Regions from separate parts of the Homo sapiens genome. Here region 2 is linked to region 1. Evidence: chromatin contacts called from ENCODE Hi-C or POLR2A ChIA-PET data. All regions are on one chromosome and are shown on one strand. Each heading gives the region's core, a stretch centred on a gene start or an enhancer-like site at or near the end of the contact. The rest is flanking DNA. Distances are from core to core; before and after follow the strand shown.

Region 1 (3,471 bases), core at 724-3,223:
AAGAAGCAAGCAGGTGAAAAGAAGTTAAGAACAGCAGCCTGCAGCAGAAGAGGAGAACTGGAATTATTTAGGGTGCCTGTCTTTGTGAATGTTCCACAATTCGGGGTGACATTAATCTTGAGGAAGGAATTCAAATAAACAGCCTAGGTAGTTCGGTATTGACATGAATTTTTAAAATAAAGATTTTTTAAAAAGTTTGCACAATCGCAAGGTGACAAATGGATGTACCCAGATTGGCACATTGAGGACAGTAAGCAGACACTTCTTAAAAGAATTTATGGCACTGGTTGGAAAAGACACGTTTGTCTATTTTACATCTTTTATTCCTTCTTACACATGATATTTAGAATTCTGCAGAACTCTTCTTTTTAGACTATAAAGGAGCACTCTAAATGACTTTAGCAAATTCATGAATTCTAAGGAGGAGAAGGCGAAAATAATAGGGAATTCAGTTTCTTTCATTTAGCATCTTGACACAAAAAGAGGCACTCCATATGTGAGTGGTTTAAGAATAGTTTTCCACTTTAAACCTGTTCTTACCCTATCCAACATAGCATGGGGGAAAGCACATTGCTTCTATTTGAACAGCACTGAGGGCTGTTCAATTTATTCCATGGTTCAGAATCCTATTTATTCTCTCTGGGACTCATCACCTCCCCACTCTACCCACTCTCCTTGCCTACCAGAGGATGGAATGACTTCTGGAGAGTACTGCTATATCAGATATGACTGTAATCTCTTCTGCCTTTTAAGTAGGAAGCTGGTAGGCAGAGTTTGGAAATTGCTGAACAGAGGCTTTTAACTTTTGGAGTTTCTCCTTCTTCCCCATAGGATGTCAGAACGGAATATTTTGTAACTTGTTTAACTATCAAATGGACCACAGACCCGACTGTTCATGAGAATCAGTTACCTGAGAGTCATTACTCAAACTGCCTTTCTGGCCGAGCTTTCCAAAGAAGTGGACTTTGTGTGGCCATGGAGGGAGTGACTGTCTAGTGTGCCCTGGGGTGGCTTCACACACACAGGTGTGTGGGCAAAGCTGTGAATGGCAGGTGGGACAACAGGGAGCCAGGATCCCCCATTCATTCATCTTTCATTCATTCAACAAATATTTATGAAGCACCTACTATATGCTAGACACTATGTCTTTCTGCGAAAGAGCAGTAGCAACACAACAAACCAACAAAATCCTTGTGTCACCGAGTTTACTTTCTAGTGGGAGAGATAGATGAGAAACATGATAAAAAAATAAATTACATGGCTTGTTATATAGTGATGGATGCTAGGGAGAAAAATAAAGGAGGAAAGGGAGTAGGGAGTGTTTAAGTATGCATGTGGATGTGTGTGGGTGTTGTTGCAATTTTAGATAGGATGACTAGGGAAGACCTTACTGAGAAGATGAATTTTTGAGTGAGGACCAGAAGGAAGTAAGGGCGGGAGCCATATGATTTCTGAGACTGGAGGATTCTAAGCTGCAGGAATAGTAAATGCAAAGGTGCTGAGGTCAGACTGACCTGGCCTGTGTGAAGACTGGTGACGAGGACAGTGGGCCCTGAGAGGAGGAAGCCAGGGGGTGAGGAGTCAGAGAGGAGGTTGGAGGGGACACAACAGGGGTCAGATTGTTTAGAATCTTATAGGTAAGGACTTTCATTTTTACCTAGAAATAGATGGCAGCCAGTGAAAGCTTGAATGGAGGAGTGGTGGCCTCGTCTCCAGTTTGTTTTAAGTGGACTGTGTTGAGAATAAACCGAAGCGCGGCAGGCAGAAGCAGGGAGATGAGCCAGGAGACAAGTGCAGTAATCCAGCTGAATTTGTCAGGGAAATGAGTGGCGGTTTATAGGCTGTTTATGGTCTGTAACATATCCTTTACAAGCTGAGTTCCAAGTACCAGAGCCAAAAATTGCCTAAGCACGTCATTGTTTACCCAGAATCAGGCTGGCGCAGACAAGCAGGTGGAAAACTGTTCCAAGTACAAGTGCATAAAATGGTGAGTTGCCCTGCTTCTTGGCCCAGATCTCCCATAAAGGAATCTTGTGTTTACATTGCTGGAGGTTTGTGGTTCCTTCCCATAAATGCTTAAAAAGAACCACCGAGTCTGCATTCTCCTTTTCACTTTCTTACTAAAATAATAATTGACTTATTACATTTATTTAGGAACTCCGCCCATTCTGACAATTAATTTAAAGTTTATAGGAAACTAAAAAGCTCTTTCAGATACTGGATTGGATCCTGGAACAGAAAAAGGACGTTAGCAAAAAAAACTAGTGAAATCTGAATAAAGTCTTGTTTAGTTAATAGTATTATACTAATGTTAATTACTTAGCTTGATTAAATATACCACAGTTAATGTGGTAAATGTCAGGCCTCTGAGCCAAAGCTAAGCCATCATATCCCCTGTGACCTGCACGTACACATCCAGATGGCCAGTTCCTGCCTTAACTGATGACATTCCACCACAAAAGAAGTGAAAATGGCCTGTTCCTGCCTTAACTGATGACATTACCTGGTGAAATTCATTTTCCTGGCTCATCCTGGCTCAAAAGCTCCCCCACTGAGCACCTTGTGACCCCCACCCTTGCCAGCCAGAGAACAACCCTCCCCTTTGACTGTAATTTTCCTTTACCTACCCAAATCCTATAAAATGGCACCACCCCATCTCCCTTTGCTGACTCTCTTTTCGGACTCAGCCCACCTGCACCCTGGTGAAATAAACAGCCTTGTTGCTCACACAAAGCTTGTTTGGTGGTCTCTTCACACAGACATGCGTGAAATTTGGTGCCATGACTCAGATCGGGGGACCTCCCTTGGGAGATCAATCCCCTGTCTTCCTGCTCTTTGTTCCATGAGAAAGATCCACCTACAACCTCTGGTCCTCAGACCAACCAGCCCAAGGAACATCTCACCAATTTAAAATCTGGTAAGCAGCCTCTCTTTATTCTCTTCTCCAGCCTCTCTCACTATCCCTCAACCTCTTTCTCCTTTCAATCTTGGCACCATCTTTCAATCTCTCCCTTCTCTTAATTTCAATTTCTTTCCTTTTCTGATAGAGACAAAGGAGACACGTTTTACCCGTGAACCCAAAACTCTGGTGCCGGTCACGGACTTGGGAAGACAGTCTTCCCTTAGTGTGTAATCACGTGGGGATGCCTGCCTGATTATTCACCCACATTTCAGAGGCGTCTGACCACGTGGGGACGCCTGCCTTGGTCCTTCACCCTTAGCAGCAAGTACCGCTTTTCTGGGGGGGCAAGAACCCCCAACCCCTTATCTCCATGTCTCTACACCTTCTCTGCTTTTCTGGGAGGCAAGAACCCCCCGACCCCTTCTCTCTCTCTACCCCTTCTCCACTTTCCTGGGGGGGCAAGCACCCCCCACCCCTTCTCTCTGTGTCTCTACCCCTTCTCCGCTTTTCTGGTGGGCAAGAACCCCCCAACCCCTTCTCCCCGTGTCTCTACCCCTTCTCCACTTTCC
Region 2 (3,471 bases), core at 641-3,140, 37 kb before region 1:
TGGCTTGTTAACATATCATGCTGGTTTCTGCTTTTATGTTCACTTGATGTTCTGTTTGTGTGTGTGCTGGTGTCCAAATTTCCCCTTTTTATGAAGACACCAATCATATTGGATTGGGGCCCACCATACTCAGAATAATCTCATCTTAATTAATTACATCTGCAATAACCTGATTTCCAAATAAGGTTACATTCTGAGGTACCAAGGATTAGGATTTCAACATATAAATTTTGGGGAGACATAATTCAATCCATTAGTAGTGGATATCCAGTTTTCCCAGCACCATTTGTTGAACAGACTGTCCATTCCTTATTGAGTGATATTGGCACCCTTGTCAAAAATCAATTAACTTTGCATGTGAGGGCTTATTTCTTGGCAATCTATTGGATTCCCTTGGTCTATATGTCTATCTTTATGCCTGTACCACACATTTTTTGGATTACTGTAGCTTTGTATTAAGTTTTGAAATTAGGAAATGTGGGTTCTCCAACTTTGTTTTTCTTGTTCAAGATTGTTTTCATTATTCAGGTTCCTTTGAGATTCCATATAAATTTTAGGATGGGTTTTTCTATTTTCACAAAATATTCCATTTAGATTTTGATAGATTGCATCTAATCTGTAGATCACTTTGCGTAGTATCACCATTTAACAATAACACGTTTTTAAATCCATGAACATGGGATGTTTTTCCATTTATTTAGATATGCAATTTCTTTCAGTAACATTTTGTGGTTTTTTATGAGTCTTTAGACCCATTTGTTAAATGTGTTTCTACTCTCATTTATTTTTCGGGAGACATATAATGTAGTGGTTAAATGCACATATTCTGAAGTTAGACTGCCCAGAGTTTGATTTCACCATTTAGTAGGGCTGCATGGCATTAAGCAAGTTAACTTAACTTATTTTTGCCTCAGTTTTTTTCCTTAAAATTAAGGATAATGCTTCATAAATGTGATGTGAGTATTAAATGAGATTATACATATATTTGTTTTAGTGTATGGACCATATTATGTGCTCAATAGATGTTAATGTTTCATAGTAGTAGTAGCAGTAGTATCAAGATGTAGTAAGAAATGAGACTGGGGCAGTGTATTGGTGCCATTTTGTGAAGAGTCTTAAATATCAAGATAAGGGATTTAGACCTTGTTCTGTTGGCAAAAAGATCATTAAATGTTTTTGAGAACAAAAACTTGTTTTAGACAGTAAATTCTGGTGATTATGAGAAAGACAGGTGGAGAGTTATGTAATTGTCATAATGGGTACTAGTTCTAATTGGCAATGAGAATCTGAACTAATGATAGAATGTATCCAAATAATATATCCAAATTATATATATATATATATAATATGTATTCAAAAGAAGATATGTGTTTAGACATTTTAAATAAAAATTACAGCTCTTGACAACTGTTTCCATGAGTATAATAAAGAAGGCATGCTGAGTTTGAGGTGTCTCTGGGACATCTATATATAGACACCTAGAAGTCTGAAATTTGGAAGATGGGTCAGGGTAAGAAATGCCTATTTGGGTATATGCTCTTATCTACTGTTCTACTAATATTTTGCTAATATTCTACTAATATTTTGCCTTTCAACTTCAAATCCTTTTTTGCCTTAGTTTGTGATTCTCAAGATGGACCCTGTAGATATTTCTCCTTTGTCAGTGGATACAATTTTGTCAGTGGATACAATTTTGCTAATAGAGGGTGCTGGAAGGACACTGGAAGGGCTGAGCAGGAGGAAGGTTTTTCGTGTGTGTGTGTGAGTGCGCACGCATGCACAGTTTTTCCATGTGATAGCCAGTAAATGGGCATGTGGGGTGGGGTGGAAGAGAGCAGCCCTCGCAGGAGTGGCCCTCAGAGATAAGCAGCAGCTGCTATGTCCTGCAAGTTTCTTTATCACTACCAAGCTGCATGTATATGACAGCCACACCACATCAAATGAGGCCTGAATCTCAACCTTGGCGTGGGAAAAGTTGGAGAGTTCTTCTAAGTTTCCAAGTTCCTGCCTTGCTCACATTCCTCAGCCCTAATGATAGTTATTGTTTTTTGGAGTTGCTGCTTCAGTACTCCCTAGAGCCCTCTTTTACCCCTTTTACCAGCCAACGTTTTTTTTTTTTTTTTAATATTAAAATGTCCCTATTCAAATTACTGGTGTGATTTCTGTCTTCTGGCTGGACTTGGACTGATGCAACCACGTATGAGTAAGAATTGAAATAATAGAAGTACATGATCTCACTCAAGCAAAGAATAGAAATGAATTTGAGAAGATTGAGGGGGGAACTCCAGGGAATGACTTTTTTTGAAAGTGAGCAAAGAAAGTGTAGCTAGAAATAAGAAGGAGAAAATAAGAAGAAATCATAAAGAAGCCTGGGAGAAGAGTTTCAAGGTGGGAGGGGTGAGCTGCAGTGTCAAATTTCATAGAGGGATCCAGTAGGGGAGGCCTAGGGAGAGGCTGTTGGATTTGGCAATAAGGAAGTCACCAGAGACCTTTCAAAGGACAGTTTCTGTGGTTTCATGAATGAAGGTAGAAGACAGATTGCCAAGAGGACTGAGAAAAAAATGGAAGGTGAACAGAGTCAACAAATGGAAGTTTCTCTTTCAAGAAGCTTGATAGTGATGGGAATGATATATACAGGAGAAAAGCAGAATTAAAATAAACATTTTGGGGATAGGGATATTTGAGAATAGAATTACATATAAGCCCTAACATAATTCATTTGAGACTCTGATAAAAAAATTGTGAAGTGCTTGTAGAAATTAAAAGCAGCATATAAATGCAACATACTAGGAATGCTTTTGTGATTCTTATAGGATTTTTCACTATTTAAGGCTTTGCCTCATAGCCATCACACCATTTTTGCTTAAACAGATCCATTCCACCTCTAATTGCTCCATGCTAGTCACATCCAATGACTGCTGGCAGAGACCACCTAGTGCCTTTCCTTCAAATTATGCCTGCAGAGATTTTCTTCCTATCTTGTGCACATTTTCCTTTTCTGAATTTACCATAAATGTAATTGCTTTGGCATCTCTCTCTTGCCCTGGGACTTGTTGGGACTACTCATTTCAGAAGCTGGCTTACATTATGCAAGAGAAAGAAGAGCCCACAGCAGAAATATTATCAGAGGGCCCTTAGGTTTATATGTGTTCTGCTTCAAATCACCTTTTCCTAAAGCCATGTCTTGCCACTTGAAGCTAAGCATTTTATTATTTGTGAAACATGTCTGGCATCAAAACAAAAACTTTTTTACTTGTGTGAATTTATGGGGAACATGAGAAATTCCATTACATGCATATAAAGCATAGTGACCAAGTCAGGGTATTTACGGTGTCCATCTCCCAAACACAATACATTTTTATGAAGTATAGTCATGCCACTCTGTTATCAAACATTGAATTTACTCCCTCTATCTTACTGCATGTTTGTACTCTTTAATCCACATCTCTTCACCCTTCCCCCTGCCCCCAC

The links. A loop is a pair of places that touch in the nucleus more often than their neighbours do. ChIA-PET counts read pairs that join two places held with the same protein, here RNA polymerase II (POLR2A). Pooled maps may share reads with other maps.
Region 2: a map of ascending aorta shows a loop between it and region 1 (2.8-fold over the local background). The contact joins two enhancer-like sites. A Hi-C loop is called at or near these places in 5 of 168 maps with a recorded cell type or tissue (K562, PC-3, aorta and 2 more) and 6 of 50 pooled maps. POLR2A ChIA-PET finds 5 or more read pairs at or near these places in 1 of 52 experiments (CD4-positive, alpha-beta memory T cell).

What each region holds. Positions count from the first base shown.
Region 1 is chr4:172,961,198-172,964,668 of GRCh38, reverse strand. The region is part of intron 10 of GALNTL6 (polypeptide N-acetylgalactosaminyltransferase like 6); the gene reads right to left. Among named protein-coding and RNA genes, the nearest start is that of GALNT7, 210 kb to the left of the region's middle. Within about 2 kb of position 1,973, at least 7 of the 41 ENCODE cell types and tissues checked have a DNase peak (open chromatin) inside an H3K27ac peak, as active enhancers do; they include ascending aorta, where a contact is called at or near this core.
Region 2 is chr4:172,997,642-173,001,112 of GRCh38, reverse strand. All of the region lies in intron 10 of GALNTL6 (polypeptide N-acetylgalactosaminyltransferase like 6), which reads right to left. Among named protein-coding and RNA genes, the nearest start is that of GALNT7, 170 kb to the left of the region's middle. Within about 2 kb of position 1,890, at least 6 of the 41 ENCODE cell types and tissues checked have a DNase peak (open chromatin) inside an H3K27ac peak, as active enhancers do; they include ascending aorta, where a contact is called at or near this core.